Regions from separate parts of the Homo sapiens genome. Here region 1 is linked to region 2. A link is an interaction called in ENCODE POLR2A ChIA-PET data of the cell type or tissue named here. Cell type or tissue: A673. All regions are shown on one strand. Region 1 overlaps FBXO34 (F-box protein 34). Region 2 has its middle 20 kb from the start of LGALS3.

The links. ChIA-PET counts read pairs that join two places held together with the same protein. Peaks named below come from ENCODE experiments on the same cell type or tissue, not always from the same donor. Only the 100,000 strongest peaks of a DNase experiment are listed, where the experiment ranks them.
Region 1: POLR2A ChIA-PET joins it to region 2 with 7 read pairs; 5 of 35 experiments call an interaction of 5 or more read pairs at or near these places.

What each region holds. Positions count from the first base shown.
Region 1 is chr14:55,318,901-55,326,900 of GRCh38, forward strand. All of the region lies in intron 1 of FBXO34 (F-box protein 34), which reads left to right. Among named protein-coding and RNA genes, the nearest start is that of FBXO34-AS1, 51 kb to the left of the region's middle. In A673, no CTCF peak of the experiment used is centred here; no DNase peak of the experiment used is centred here.
Region 2 is chr14:55,105,311-55,113,310 of GRCh38, forward strand. No RefSeq gene overlaps it. Among named protein-coding and RNA genes, the nearest start is that of LGALS3, 20 kb to the right of the region's middle. RefSeq lists enhancers at 2,004-3,203, 2,750-2,849. In A673, no CTCF peak of the experiment used is centred here; DNase peaks (open chromatin) are centred at 2,641 and 3,141; H3K27ac peaks cover 1,372 bases.

The DNA.
Region 1 (8,000 bases), 210 kb after region 2:
AGTCTTGTGACTGTCTCCATGGGATTTCATGTTATTGAGTTGGTTAGACTCTCATTGTGCTTAATTTCACACTAGGTCATCTCACAGTCCACTAAGTTCTCCTTTGTCTATTTGTTGATGGTTTTGTTGTTGATGGCCAGTGTAGAAGGGTCATAGGATATGAAGGTGGAAATTTAAGTAGGAAAATTTGCCTATTATTCCTATGGATTAAGAAGGGGGAATGTGGGTCTGTTAGGCACTTAAGAAACTCCTGGATTCCTTTATTGAGGAATGCACATATTTACACTTTTTTTAAAAGAAGATTTTTGTGGTTCAAGACAATGACAGCTGTATCTAAAAGAAATAAATACCTGTTCAAGTTTCTTTTGACACTGTACCTATCATACAGTGTACATGTGATCGATTTTTAGGTGAACCTTCTCTTTCAAAGTTGTGAAGATGGTAATTATTTTTAAAAATCCAGTATACAGAAATATCCAGTTGCCAAATTTTATTAAGCATTTATATAGAAAGGACTTCTGGCAACAACTTTTTGTTCTTCTTCTTTCCATTCTGTCCTTCTTCCCTCACTATGGTTTGTGTTTGAGTTGTTTTCAGTTTATATGATGACTCTGTATGGGTTAATGGCTGTTTTGTTTTTAATCCTTTGTAATTTTTGGTGATAACCCTGGGATTCTCTTTCCCTGAATGGGTGGCAGGAGAATTAGTCCAGGTTTTTTCATGTGATTGTATGCACAGGACCAACATTCTATATAGTGTGTGAAAGGATTTATTTTTCCTGAACTTTCTTTTTTTAGATGGAGTCTGGCTCTGTCGCCAGGCTGGAGTGCAGTGGCGCAATCTCGGCTCACTGCAAGCTCTGCCTCCCGGGTTTACGCCATTCTCCTGCCTCAGCCTCCCAAGTAGCTGGGACTATGGGTGCCCGCCACCACGCCCAGCTAATTTTTTGTATTTTTAGTAGAGACGGGGTTTCACCGTGTTAGCCAGGATGGTCTTGATCTGACCTTGTGATCTACCCACCTCAGCCTCCTAAAGTGCTAGGATTACAGGCATGAGCCACCACACCTGGCCAATTTTTCCTGAACTTTCATAGGAAACTCCTTTAAGGGTACAACTGTTAAATCACCTTGAAAGGCATATTTAACAAATCACCTTAAGTGAAAAAAAAAATGTATGCAATTGGACCGCCTCAGGTTATCCAGGTCCTTTAACTGCCATGCTTGCCATAATCTTTTCTCAAAGCAGACCTGCATCTACCTTGGCATTGCCTGAAGCGTGCATTTGAAAGAGGAAATCTACCAGCAAGGAGGGAACTCATTGGCATGGTTTGGGGAGAATTATGATAGGTTTATGATAAACTTGCTCAGGCGGTTGACTTTGTCAAGGCGACGGTGATTGTGTGCTTTGACCAGCAGCCTCAGACAAGACAAGCTCCTTTCTCAGCCTAGATGGGAAAGTGGTTAGCTGCCCAAAGCTAAATGGTAGGGTGAATTTTTTGCCAAACATATCAGCAGATTCTTTTTTCCTGTCTCTTTGCTAATACTGGGTGCTTTTAAAAAAATAAGTTTTGGCCAGGTGTGGTGGCTCACGCCTGTAATCCCAGCACTTTGGGAGGCTGAGGCGGGCAGATCACGAGGTCAGGAGATCGAGACCATCCTGGTTAACACGGTGAAACCCCGTCTCTACTAAAAATACACACACACAAAAATTAGCCGGGTGTGGTAGTGGGCGCCTGTAGTCCCAGCTACCCGGGAGGCTGAGGCAGGAGAATGGTGTGAACCCGGGAGGTGGAGCTTGCGGTAAGTCGAGATCTGCCACTGCACTCCAGCCTGTGTGACAGAGCAAGACTCCGTCTAAAATATATATATAAAGTTTTAAGGTGAGAAAGTTGAATAATTTTAATGTATAGTCATAGTCTTTGTTAAAACTTTTGTTAAATCTGGGATACTGTTGAGATAGCAGATGGCTGTTATAAAATGGGAACATGTCAGCTGTAAAAAGAAACCAATGTGGATTAAATCATAATTAAAAATACCTCTGGTTCACTAAAATATTTTTCCTTTGGGTTAAATATTAATTTTGTTATAGTTTTCTTTTTTATTCATCTTTTGAGAAAACCAAAAAATAAACAGTGGACACAGAGAAAATGACCAAGGGTAGCTTTGGAATTCCTTCATTCAGAGACTTTTTAGAATGTGGACTTTCCAAAGTCAAAGAATCTTAAAAATAAGAGTTACTTGTAAAAGCAAGGCTGATATGGGCGGTTTTTTTTTTTTTTAATTCAGTGACTTGTCAAAAAATAGATGATACTTATCAGGAATATTTGGCCATCTTGTAATATAAGGAATATCAGAAGGATATTGTCCACAAATGCCTTAAAATGGCACGTGCTTTACACATCCCACACCCCCCACCTGCAAAGAACAGATGCCTTCTATTCCCTGGCTCCCTTGCATTGTTGCCCAAAGTAGTTACATATGACCTTTTACTGAGACAACTTGCAATGTTTCTTTTTTTTTTTTTGGAGACAGGGTCTCCCTCTGTTGCTCAGGCTGGAGGGATTTCAGCTCACTGCAACCTCTACCTCCTGGGTTCCAGTGATCCTCCCACCTCAGCCTCCTGAGTAGCTGGGATTACAGCCAAATGCCACCACCCCCGGCTAAGTTTCATATTTTTTGTAGAGATGGGATTTCACCATGTTGGCCAGGCTGGTTTCAAACTGCTGACATCAAATGATCTGCCCGCCTCAGCCTCCCAAAGTGTTGGGATTACAGGCGTGAGCCACTGCATCCAGCCAGCTTGCAGTGTTTCTGACTGGTCCCAGTGCTTAGCTCAGTACCAAGGCACAGTAGGTTTTCATCTGTCGAATGGAGAAAGTGAATCAATACCTATTTGCCTCTTATGTCCATTCTCTGTAAAGCTGCCGCAGGGATCTGTCAAAAATACTCATCTTTAGTGGACCTCAGATCCCTACAGTTTTGCCTTTCAGATGCTTTTCCGTTTAAAATTGTTTTTGAAATTATACAATTTAACATGTATTTGTGATCAGAAATTCAAACCACATTGAAATAGCTGCAAAAAAATCTCTAACTTGCCTCCGCAAATATCCAGTTTGCCAGTTATTATATAAGACATCTTTCAGCTGGGCGTGGTGGCTCACGCCTGTAATCCCAGCACTTTGGGAGGCTGAGGCGAGCGGATCACGAGGTCAGGAGATCGAGACCACGGTGAAACCTCGTCTCTACTAAAAAAAGAAAAAATTAGCTGGGCGTGGTGGCGGGCGCCTGTAGTCCCAGCTACTTAGGAGGCTGAGGCAAGAGAATGGCGTGAACCCGGGAGGCGGAGCTTGCAGTGAGCCGAGATCACGCCACTGCACTCCAGCCTGGGCAACAGAGCAAGACTCTGTCTCAAAAAAAAAAAAAAAAAAATACAAACAAGCAACAACAACAACAAAAAAAGACATCTTTCTGTGTATTTGCAAACTACATATAGTCTTTTCAGTTTTTACACCAATAGCAGCATTATGCTAAAGTATTGTCTCTCTCCTCCCCCACCATTGGCTTCAGTAACTGATTTAATGTCATGGAAAATTTTAAAAAACAATTTATATATTTTTGATGAGACGGGGTCTCGCTCTGTTCCCTAGGCTGGTCTGGAATTCCTGGGCTCAAGTGATCCTCTCACCTGGGCTTCCCAAAATGCTGGGACTACAGGCATGAGCCACCATGCCTGGCCAGTGTCATGGAAATTAACCTTTTGTGCATATTGCAAATATTATTGTCCCATTCTTTTGCTTGTGTTTTAACTTTATGGTGTCTTTTTTCCAAATAAAAGTTTAACGTTTATATTTAGATATGTCAGTAATTTATATCTTTAGGAAGGAGGAGTTACCCAACTAAGATTATAAAGCATTCTACCATATTTGACAGTGTTGGATTTTACATTTTACTCAGTGTGCCATTAAAAATTTTTTTACTAAAATTATTTTTTTGGCCGGGCACGGTGGCTCACGCCTGTAATCCCAGCACTTTGGGAGGCTGAGGTGGGCGGATCACGAGGTCAGGAGATCGAGACCATCCCGGCTAACACGGTGAAACCCCATCTCTACTAAAAATACAAAAAAAAAAAAAAAAGCAAAAACGGGCATGATGGTGGGTGCCTGTAGTCCCAGCTAGTCGGGAGGCTGAGGCAGGAGAATGGCGTGAACCCGGGAGGCAGAGCTTGCAGTGACCTGAGATCACACCACTGCACTCCAGCCTGGGCGACAGAGTGAGACTCTGTCTCAAAAAAAAAAAAAAAAAAAAAAAAAAAAAAAAAAATATATATTTTTTTTTTTTTTTTTTTTTTTAGAGACAGAGTCTCACTTATGTTGCCCAAGCTAGTCTCAAGCTCCTGGCCTCAACTGATCTTTCCTTTTTGGCCTCCCAAAGTACTGGGATTATATGCGTGAGCCACCCCCTGACCTGGCCCCCCTTTAAATTTATTTATTTTTTATTTTTTTGAGATGTAATCTCGCTCTGTCCCCAGGCTTGAGTGCTATAGTGTGATCTTGGCTCACTGCGGTCTTCGAGTCTGTGATTCAAGTGATTCTCCTGCCTCAGCCTCCCGAGTAGCTGGGATTACAGGCACGTGCCACCACGTCCAGCTAATTTTTGCATTTTTAGTAGAGACGGAGTTTCACTATGTTGGCCAGGATGGTCTCAATCTCCTGACGTCATGATCCGCCTGCCTCAGCCTTCCAAAGTGCTGGGATTAAAGGTGTGAGCCATGGCGCTTGGCCAAAAATTTTTGTTTATGATGTAGGCCTGTATCTTTTCACTCAGAGATCCAGTTTTCTCAATTTATTCAAACATCTTGCATTTCCCATTTACTTGATGTCTTCTTAATCATTTGAGGTTCAGTTTATTGAACCACTTATTTCTGTACTGCTGCCATACTGTCTTGATTACTATAGCCCATTTTGGGAGTTGTTAAATTTTTCCCACTGCTGATGTTACTGATTTATTTAAAAATTTAGATATTAATCACATACCACAAAATTCACCCTTTGAAAGTGTACAGTTCACTGGTGTTTAGTGTATTCACAAAGTTGTGCACTTATCACCACTGTTTAATTATAGAACATTTTTGTCACCCCCATGGGTGACAAAATGGGTAACTCCATACCCATTAGCAGTTACCCTGCATTCCCTCCTCCCCCCCAGTGGTTGCCCTAGGCAACAACTGTTGTACTTTCTGTCTATAGAATTGCTTCTTCTGGACACTTCATACAAATAGAATCATATAGTATGTGCCTTTTGTTTCTGGCTTCTTTCACTTAGCATGATGTCTTCAAGGTTTATCCATGTTGTAGTGGATATCAGTACTTAATTCCTTTTGATGGCTGAATTAATATTCCATTGTATACTTGTACCACAGTTTGTTTACCCATTTATCTCTTGGTAGACAGAAGGGTTGTCACCACCTTTTATCTATTCTGAGTAGTGCTGCTATAAACATTTGTATATAATTATTGGTTTGAGATCTTTTGGGTATATACCTAGCAGTGGAATTGCTGGGTCGTGTGGCAGTTCTTTAAGTTTTTTTTTTTTAATGTTGATGTTTTATCTCTTAAGTTTATTGAGGTTACTGTTAGACTAGACTAAATAATTTTTAATTTGTTGGTTTAACTTGAAAGCCCCACATAACATGTAGTTTGCAAGTAATGATAGATTTTTTTTTCTCAGTAATATGATAGCTGGCATCTTTATTTCTAGCTCTGTATAGGACTGTTTTTAATATTTTGCCATTGTGTGTATGCTATTTTCTGTTTCTGATGGGTGCCTTTTATTAAAGGAAAAGAAGTTTTCCTCTATCCCTAGTTTGCTAAGAATTTTTATCAGGAATAAGTGCTTGTCTTAGTCTGTTTGGGCTGCTATTATAGAACACCATACACTGGGTGGTTTATATACAACAGAAATTTATTTGAACAGTCTGGAGTCTGAGAAGTCTCAGATCAAGGCAGCAGCAGATTTGGAGTCTGATGAGGGCCTGCATCCTGGCACTTAGATGATCATCTCCGAAAGGACGAGTGAGCTCTCTGGGTCTCATAAGGGCACTAATCCTATTCACAAAGGCTCCATCCTTATGACCCAGTTGTCTCCCACAGGCCCCACCTCCAAATACCTTCACATTGCAGATTAAGTTTCAACATATGAATTGTGTCCTGGGTGTGGGGGAATGAACATTCAGTCTATTAATAGTGCTGAATATTATTATTTCCCTATAAGAATTTGTTGACATATGGCTTCTTTAATCTGTTATATTTTAGCAGCATTGGGCTTGCACAGTACTATTTGCCTTAGTTGGTTCTTAGTTACTTTAGTGGATTTTTCTTCCCAACCAGACTGTTGCATAGGAACCTTCTAGACTTATAAATATTTTAATGTGATTTGTGTGTTTATGGGCAATCTGAAAATCTGTTCTGAAAGATCTGCAGTGCTAAGTTGTGATGGTGTAGAGCTGTACATGTTAGAATACAGTCTAACATGTTTATTTTCTTTGGTCCTCTTATTCCCTTCTTTTTTCTTGTAAACTAAATTATTTTTTTTTTGAGATGGAGTTTCACTCTTGTTGCCCAGGCTGGAGTGCAATGGCGCGATCTCGGCTCATCGCAACCTCCGCCTCCTGGGTTCAAGCAATTCTTCTGCCTCAGCCTCCTGAGTAACTGGGATTACAGGCATGTGCCACCACGCCCGGCTAATTTTGTATTTTTAGTAGAGATGGGGTTTCTCCATGTTGGTCAGGCTGGTCTTGAACTCCCGACCTCAGGTGAGCCGCCCACCTCGGCCTCCCAGAGTGCTGGGATTACAGGCGTGAGCCACCATGCCTGGCTGTAAACTAAACGATTTAAAATCTTGTTATTCAGAATCAAGAAACACACTCCTTTACGTGTTGTTTAAATGTACTCTATAATTGGTTCTGCTGCTCCTCCCACCTCGTTTCTCAGTTAAAAAACCAAAACTATAGAATGCTTGAATTTTCAGCAAAGTGGCAAATTATCCCCATTCATGGGGCGCTTATTACCGTGGTAACAAGGAGCCAACTCATTCTTGAAGTGGGGCAGGATTCTGGTCCATTGGTTTCAGGATCTAAAACAATCCAAATACCTTTTTTGTACACTTGACAGCATGGCCTATTCAAGGTGTTTCTAAACATCCTTAGCATACACAAAGCACAGCTGAGATAGTTTGTAGAGGAAGTAAAATCCCCCGAGTTGAGGTTCTGTCATATTACAAAGCTCTGAAACAAATCCAGTCTTTATTTCTGAAGATAATCACACAGCTTCCTATTAAGGTCCATTTCCCTCCCTCTGTCTCCTCCCCTTTCTCCCCATTCACATTAAAGACAACTAGTAGGGAAGATCTGGGGGACTAGATAATTAAATGAGGCAGAAGTAAAATGTGCTTTTTTAGACTTCGGCCGAGTTGCCTAGGTGAGGGCTGCAGGTAATCTTTGGTCTAAATATGTTGTGTTAGATTTTGAAGTGCCTTTTCTTAGGTCTTGCTGTGGGACAAGGTTGTTTGGGGCCTACATCTTAGAGATTTTCCTTAGCAGTTGTGTTTGAAGCTAAAGTCTGGAGGAGCAGGTTTGGTGAGGAGGAAAAAATCATAGATCAAGATGTGAGACTTGCTGTCCAAAAATGATTTTTAGAGAGCGTAAGAAATAAATTTCCCAGTAGCTCGTAATAGAGGGCAATCTAGTTTCTTAGCTTATGAATAGAATTTAAGAGTCCAGGAAAATCAAAGTATAATTCGTTTTGGATTAGTCAGATCTCTTGTTTATGGATACGATGATCAAAAAGAGCATTACATTTTATTTTTAGGAGAAGGAGAGAATTTCAAATGCAGGATAGAAAACTCTCAATAATACAAACTTTAGGGATGTTTTGATGTTAATGAGGACAAAACAGTTGGTATAATTTTACTTCCTAAAACAGCTGGTATAATTTTTATTCTGTA
Region 2 (8,000 bases):
TCCCGAAGTGCTGGGATTATAGGAGTATGCCACTGCACCCAGCCTCCATTAAAAAAAATTTTTTTTCTTTAACCTGGTGGTTCATGCCTGTAATCCGAGTACTTGGGGAGGCCAAGGCGGGTGGATCACTTGCGGTCAGGAGTTCAAGACCAGCCTGGCCAACATGGTGAAATTCCTCTCTACTAAAAAAAAAAAAAAAATACAAAAATTAGCCAGGCATGGTGGCAGACACCTGTAATCCCAGCTACTTGGGAGGCTGAAGCAGGAGAATCACTTGAACCTGGGAGGCTTAAGAGACTCTGTCTCAAAAGAATAAACAAAAATGAAAATAAAAAAATTTAAAAACCTATAACTGAAAACACAATGTGTTGCTGTGCTAGGTACCAAATTATAATAATGCTGGCACATAACTTTTGCTGGCAGTCTTTTGAGCAAATCTTGGATTGAAGCTTTCTGGGCCCTTCCTTCTTTCCTCCCTGCCTCTCTCTCTGTCCCTCTCTCTTTCACTGACTCTTTCAGCTAACAGGACATTGAAGTATAATTAATCTACAGCAGAATGCACAATTCTTAAGCGTATAGCTCATGAATTTTCCCACATATATACTCCATATAATCACTACGTATAACAAGATATAGACAGTGTCCAACACTCTGGAAAGTTTCCTTGTGTCCCTTCCAAGTCAAGAGCACCGCCTCTTGTTACTATTCTTACTTCCATCATCAAAAATTACTGAGTTGTGCCACTGATTAGGAAGGTTAGGGGTCTGCCCTGGCCTTTTCTATCTGTTCCTGCGACAATGTTCCCGAGAAGACAACTGCTGCACAAGGCTCAGGATTTTTGGTTCATATTCTTGTCATGCCTCAGTTGTGCATTCACGAGCGATGTGTAACCCACCCTGAGGCTCTACTGCTTATGAAAAGTTTTGAGTATTTTGTGTTTTGTGTCCAACTTTTTATTTAGGACAAGAAATTTAATAGTCTTTTTTTGTTTGTTTGTTTGAGACAAGGTCTTCCTTGGTCACCCAGGCTGGAATGCAGTGGCACGATCTAGGCTCACTGCAGCCTCGACCTCCCAGGCTCAAGTGAGGTCAAGTACCTTCAGCCTCCCAAGTACCACATCCAGTTAATTTATAAACTTTTTTGCACAAAGTCTCACTATGTTGCCCAGGCTGATCTCAAACTTCTGGACTTAAGTGATTCTCTTGCCTTGGTCTCCCAAAGTGTTGGGATTACAGGCATAAGCCATGGCATCCAGCTTCAGTGGTCTTAATAATTCACTTTGAAAGTTAAAAAACGTTCTGGTATTCCTTTTCCAAATTGGATCAGTTTTAAGATGAGATAAATGACAAGGCAAGCTGTTTTTAAATATGTGTTTATCTTTTGCAACTAAAACAATATGAAGTAAATTAAATGCTGAGCTTGATAAAAGATTGCAATGGTTATGCCTGTATTATTTCAAATTTTGGTGTTCATCAAAATGGTAATTTTTCTCATAGATTGACTTTATGAGAAGTGAATGCTAAATGAATTTTAACTTAAATGTAGATTCATAAATTATTTCTTTTGTGTTTTTATCTTTTATTGTTTTTTGAGACAGAGTCTCACTCTGTTGCCCAGGCTGGAGTACAGTGGCTTGATCTCGGCTCACTACAACCTCCACCTCCTGGTTCAAGTGATTGTCCTGTCTCACCCTCCCCAGTAACTGGGATTACAGGCGCCCACCACCACACCCAGGTAATTCTTGTGTTTTTGTAGAGGTGGGGTCTCGCCATGTTGTCCAGGCCGGTCTGGAACTCCTGGCCTCAAGCGATCTGCCCGCCTCAGCCTCCCAAAGTGCTGGGGTTACAGGCGTGAGCCACTGCGCCCGGCCTCCTTGGTATTTTTATGTCTATTTTTTTAGATGGAGTCTCGCTCTGTCCCCCAGGCTGGAGTGCAGTGGCGCGATCAGCTCACTGCAACCTCCACCTCGCGGGTTCAAGCAATTCTCCTGCCTCAGCCTCCTGAGTAGCTGGGATTACAGACGTCCATCAACACGCCCAGCTAATTTTTGTATTTTTAGTAGAGATAGGGTTTCACCATGTTGGCCAGGCTGGTCTTGAACTGCCTACCTCAGGTGATCCACCCACCTTGGCCTCCCAAAGTGCTGGGATTACAGGCGTAAGCCACCTGCGCCTGGCCGGTATTTTTAAATTAGAGTTCTTCTAAGATTTATCTGAAAAAGTTACACTACTAAAAAATTTGCAACCCACACCCAAGGACATAATTTGTCTGGGCATAGAGACTTGATGGCACTTCAAGTAGCTGGATGAGCTTCTCTTAACATGCGATTTCTCTCAGGTTTACATTCTTCTTGACTGCCCTTGTTCCTTTCCTATTCTATTTGAAGCAAAATGGTTAACGTTCTTCCACTTTCACCAGGACAGCCCTATTTGCCCCTTCCTTGTCCTTGTTAGCCTGGTTTTATAAAGCCTCTTTTGCAGGGGTCGGAACAGTTAATAGCATTGGGGATTGTCGCTTGTTCCCTGTAGATGAAAAGTATTTTTCTATTGTTTAAAAAAAAATCGAGGTCATTCTCCAAAGTAATTTCCTGAAATAAAGCGTGGGAGGAAGTCATGGGCATGAGGATGAGTCATCAGGCAGCAGCACGAGGCTGCAGGCGTGAGCTGGGGAGCCCTGGCTCAGTCCTCCGCAGGCTTGGATCCCTGAGCGGAGCAGGCCACTGGGGCCTTCTGCCGTGAGAAGAGACCTACTGAGAGGCGGGGAGTGGGGGTGGGAGTGGTTGCTTCTGACCTGTAGGACAGTGGTCAGCGTGGGCGGGTGGAGGCACAGGAGAAGGCCGACAGGCCCTGGGTCCTAGGGCCACTCAGCTGCTGGAAAATGAAGTTCAGAGTTGTTTGGACTGTCTGAAGTAGGATAGAACCAGCCTTAGCCCTAGTTAGGTAACACATGGCAGAGGCACCTGAGCAAAGACGTGAGCTGGACCATGGGCTTCCTGGCAGGACTTCCACGGAGGAGGGCGAGGGGAGAGGAGCAAGGGAGCAGAAGGCAGCTTGCCGTCCACGAAGCCTCCTGAGGCCCCAGATGAGTCACCAGACAACAGCCTGTCTACTTAAAGCAACTGCTGGGCAACTGCTGAGTAGAACAGTCCCTAACCACATGAACACTGGGGAGGAGGTTCTGAAAGACGCTGCTGGGTGCAAGGTCCCTAACTAGGGTAATCCAATTTCACTCCAGGCTAACATGAGAAATTATGACTCCAGCAGCCAATCCTGTGGGCCGTGAGAGAGTGGGAGAGGGATTTTCCAGATATAAGTCCCACTAGAGCTTCTTTTTTTTTTTTTTTTTTGATACGGAGTCTCACTCTGTTATCCACGCTGGAGTGCAGTGGCACCATCTCGGCTCACTGCAAGCTCCGCCTCCCGGGTTCAAGCGATTCTGTTGCCCCAGCCTCCTGAGCAGATGGGACTACAGATGTGCACCACCATGCCCAGCTAATTTTTGTATTTTTAGTAGAGACAGGGTTTCACTATGTCGGCCAGGCTGGTCTCGAACTCCTGACCTCATGATTCTCCTGCCTTGGCCTCCTAAAGTGTTGGGATCACTGGCATAAGCCACAGCTTCCGGCTGAGTCCCACTAGAGCTTCTAAGAAGAAATTAGGGAAGCAGGATTATGAGAGGCCTGGTCCCACTCACAGTGTGCGACATCACTGATGACTATGCTTGGTTACCTGCCTTGTTATTTGCTACCTTTGTTATTGTCTATTTCTTGGTAATTAGTAGTACACTATAGTGATTAGGAGTGATCAAGAAGATGCCTGGCTTCATATTCCAACTTTGTCGTTTACTAACTGTGAACTTGGCCGAGTTTTTTTTTTTTTGCTTGTTTGTTTTGTTTTGAGACAGGATCTCTCTCTGTCACCCAGGCTGGAGTGCAGTGGCGTGATCTCAGCTCACTGCAACCTCCACCTCCTGGAATCAAGGGATCCTCCCACCTTAGCCTCCCAAGTAGCTGAGATACACGTGTGCACCATCACACCTGGCTAATTTTTGTATTTTTTGTAGAGATGGTGTTTCACCATGTTGCCCAGGCTGGTCTTGAAGCCCTGGGCTCAAGCCATCACCCACCTTGGCCTCCCAAAGTGCTGGGATTACAGGCATGAGCCACCTCCTGACCTCAGGTGATCCACCTGCCTCAGCCTCCCAAAGTGTTGGGATTACAGGCATGAGCCACTGTGGCCAGTCCAGTTTCAATTTCTTTATTTGTAAATTTGTAATAATGACAGGACTAGCTCTTAGCCAGAAGCAGCAGCTCTTGCCTGTAATCCCAGCACTTTGGGAAGTTGAGGTGGATGGATCACTTGAGGCCAAGAGTTTGAGATCAGCCTCAGCAACATGGCAAGACCCCCATCTCTACAAAAAATATAAAAAATTATCCAGGTGTGGTGGCACACACCTGTGGTCCTAGCTACTTAGGAGGCTGAGGTGGGAAGATCGCCTGAGCCCATGAATTCAAGGCTGCAGTGAGCTATGATCACACCACTGCACTCTAGCCTGGGTGAAAGAGCAAGATCCTGTCTCAAAAAAAAAAAAAAAAAAAAAAAAAAGATAGGACCAACTGTATGGTAGACACATCTGTGTATGGGAGACACGCCTGACAGCAATAACCTAAACATTCCCTGAGAATGACACTGTATGGCAGATGCACCTGAATGTGTATGCTGAGTCCCAAGCATGCCAACTCAGAGATTCATTCCTTATCTATAAGGAACATCTGAGCTCTTGTCCTGACCATGGAATGCTGTAGAGGGGATCAAGGCCCTTTGTGTTGGTTTAAGTGAAGGTTGCCAGGTGGTGGTTGTCAGGGGATGGGTGTTAAGTGAAAATGCTATATAAACTGCATGCTTTTTTTTTTTTTTTTTTTTTTTTGAGATGGAGTCTCTCTCTGTTGCCCAGGCTGGAGTGGAGTGGCACGATCTCGGCTCACTGCAAGCTCCGCCTCCCAGGTTCAAGCCATTCTCCTGCCTCAGACTCCCAAGTAGCTGGGACTACAGGCGCCCACCACTGCGCCCGGCTAATTTTTTATATTTTTAGTAGAGATGGAGTTTCACCGTGTTAGCCATGATGGTCTCGATCTCCTGACCTTGTGATCCTCCCGCCTCGGTCTCCCAAAGTGCTGGGATTACAGGCGTGAGCCACCGCGCTTGGCCAACTGCATGCATTTTTACAAGCAGTGGCAATTCTCCTGTCCAGTTCACCTCCATCAGACCACTCTTTATGTAAGTGCCCTTCAATAAACTCTATGTTGGCTGTGTGCAGTGGCTCCTGCTTATAATCCCAGCACGTTGGGAGGCTGAGGCAGGAGGATCCCTTGAGCCCAGGAGATTGAAAGCAGCCTGGGCAATATAGCAAGGCCCATCTCTAGTGAAAAAAAAAAAAAGAAAAAGAACAAAAAAATAACCCTATGTCTCATTCGCTGGGTCTCTTCTTTGGCCTCTCAGACATGGCACCATCCCCACTGGAAGTTTTTTTTTTTTTTAATTTTTAAAATATTTTAAATTTTTAATTTTTTTCTAGTCCCAAAAGTAACATCCTGACCTACTGGAGTTAATGGGGTCCAGTATGATAGGTGGTGAGCCCAGCAGGAGGTGGGAGAAAAGCCCCAGATGATGAGATTGGAAAAGGGGAGATCTGCAGGGGGAAATCCCAGGTTGGCTGTCCATGTCTATATGGGGCCCAAGAGCCGCTATCCTTGATGGATTGGGCCTAATGTGTGAGTACAGGGATGCTCTGCAAACACTGAAAGGTCTGGAAGGGTAGTTGCAGGGGGTAGATCTGACTGAGCAAGGCTCAGATTCCTGAGCTGTGGCAGCTGTAGTTGGCTGGCCGCTTCGGACCATGCTCTAAGGAGCCATAGAGGCTGAGCTCACAGCACAAGCAACGGTCCAACTGGGCACAGATGGTGGCTTCTCTTCAGGACAAAATGGACTGTTGAGCCTACAAAGAGCCGCCCCTTTCCTCCACCAGGGGCTTGCTGTGGCACATCCAAGATGAGCTCCCAAGAGCTTGGGAGAACCTTCTGTCGTATTCATTGTTCTTTTTGTTGTGGTGGTTTGTGTTGCTGCTGCGCTGGTGCCAGTGCTCCTCTGTATATCTGGCCCCAGGGAATGTGATGAGACTATGAGAGCTATTCAAGGGCGTGCTGGGGTGGGGCGTATGGTAGATGCACCTGTGCGTGGCAGAAGCACCTGACAGTAATAACTTAAGCCTACCCTGAGAATGACCCTGTATGGCAGATGCACCTGAATGTGTGTTCAGAGTTCCCAGTGCGGCCAACCCAAAGATTCATTATATCTTTTTTTATTTTATTTTTGAGACAGAGTCTTGCTCTGTCACCCAGGCTGCAACCTCTGCCTCCTGGGTTCAAGCCATTCTCCTGCCTCAGCCTCCTCAGTAGCTGGGGTTACAGGCCCGCACCACCACGCCTGGCTAATTTTTGTATTTTTAGTAGAGACAGGGTTTCGCCATGTTGGCCAGGCTGGTCTTGAACTCCTCACCTCAAGTGATCTGCCTGCCTCGGCCTCCCAAAGTGCTGGGATTATAGGCGTGAGCCACCACGCCCGGCATCATTATATTTTATCTATGAGGAACATCTGAGAGCCTGGGCCATCCTGTGGAATGGGCTGTGCAGGGGATCAAGGCCCTTTGTTTTGGGTTAAATGAAGGTTGCCAGGTGGAGGTTGTTAGGGGAAGGGTACTAAATGTAAACACTATAGAAACTGCATGCTTTCTGTAGGTGCTGGTGCTTCTCTGGCCCAGCCTGCTGCCACTGGACCACCCTGTATAAGTTCCTCTCAATAAACCCCCTATCTCATCTATTGGCTTTGGGTCTCTTCTTCAGCCTCTTGAACCTGATGCCATCCCTATTGGGGTTAATAGGGGTCTGGCATGATACCAACTCTTTTTTTTTTTTGAGACGGAATCTCACTGTGTCACCCAGGTTGGAGTGCAGTGGCACCGTCTTGGCTCACTGCAACCTCTGCCTCCCGGACGAGAGATTCTCCTGCCTCAACCTCCAGAGTACCTGGGACCACAGGCATGCACCACAGCACCTGGCTAACTTTTGTATTTTTGTAGGGATGGGGTTTCATCATGTTGGCCAGGCTGGTCTTGAACTCCTGACCTCAAGTGATCCACCTGCCTCGGCCTCCCAAAGTGCTGGGATTACAGGCATGAGCCACCACTCCCAGCCCAACACCAACTCTTGAGGTAAAAATGTTTAAGTGAGAATGTGTATAAAGCCCTTGGCATTGGTAAGGGTGATGATGAGGATAGAAATAATAGTAGCAAGAGAAACAGTGATGGTGACAAGCCAAATAGCAGTTGTGTGCTGGTTTGGGGATGGGGGAGTGGATGGGAAGGTGGGGAAGGGCTGTCCTGCAAGCTTGGGGCCCAAGGGAATCTGAGAGGAAGAGCTTCCTACTGTGATTAGCCTCTGAGGGCCTCATGATCCCAGGCTGGTTCCTTTCAACCTGCCTACAGCTCTGGAAATCCTCCCTTCACTCAGGACACTTTTTATTTTATTTTATTTTTATTTTACTTATTTTTCTTTTTTTGAGATGGAGTCTCGCTCTGTCGCCCAGGCTGGAGTGCAGTGGCGTGATCTCAGCTCACTGCAACCTCTGCCTCCTGGGTTCAAGCGATTCTCCTGCCTCAGCCTCCCAAGTAGCTGGGATTACAGGCACCCACCACCATGCCCGGCTAATTTTTGTATTTTCAGTAGAGACGGGGTTTCACCATGTTGGCCAGGCTGGTCTCGAACTCCTATCCTCAGGTGATCTGCCCACCTCAGCTTCCCAAAGTGCTGGGATTACAGGCGTGAGCCACCGTGCCCCGCCCACTTAGGACTCTTCATTGAAGCCATCTGAGTGGATTCTGTCTCCTGCTGGGACCTCAACTAATCCAGTATTTGATGATTGCTGTGTGTCCTTCCGTCAGTCTTT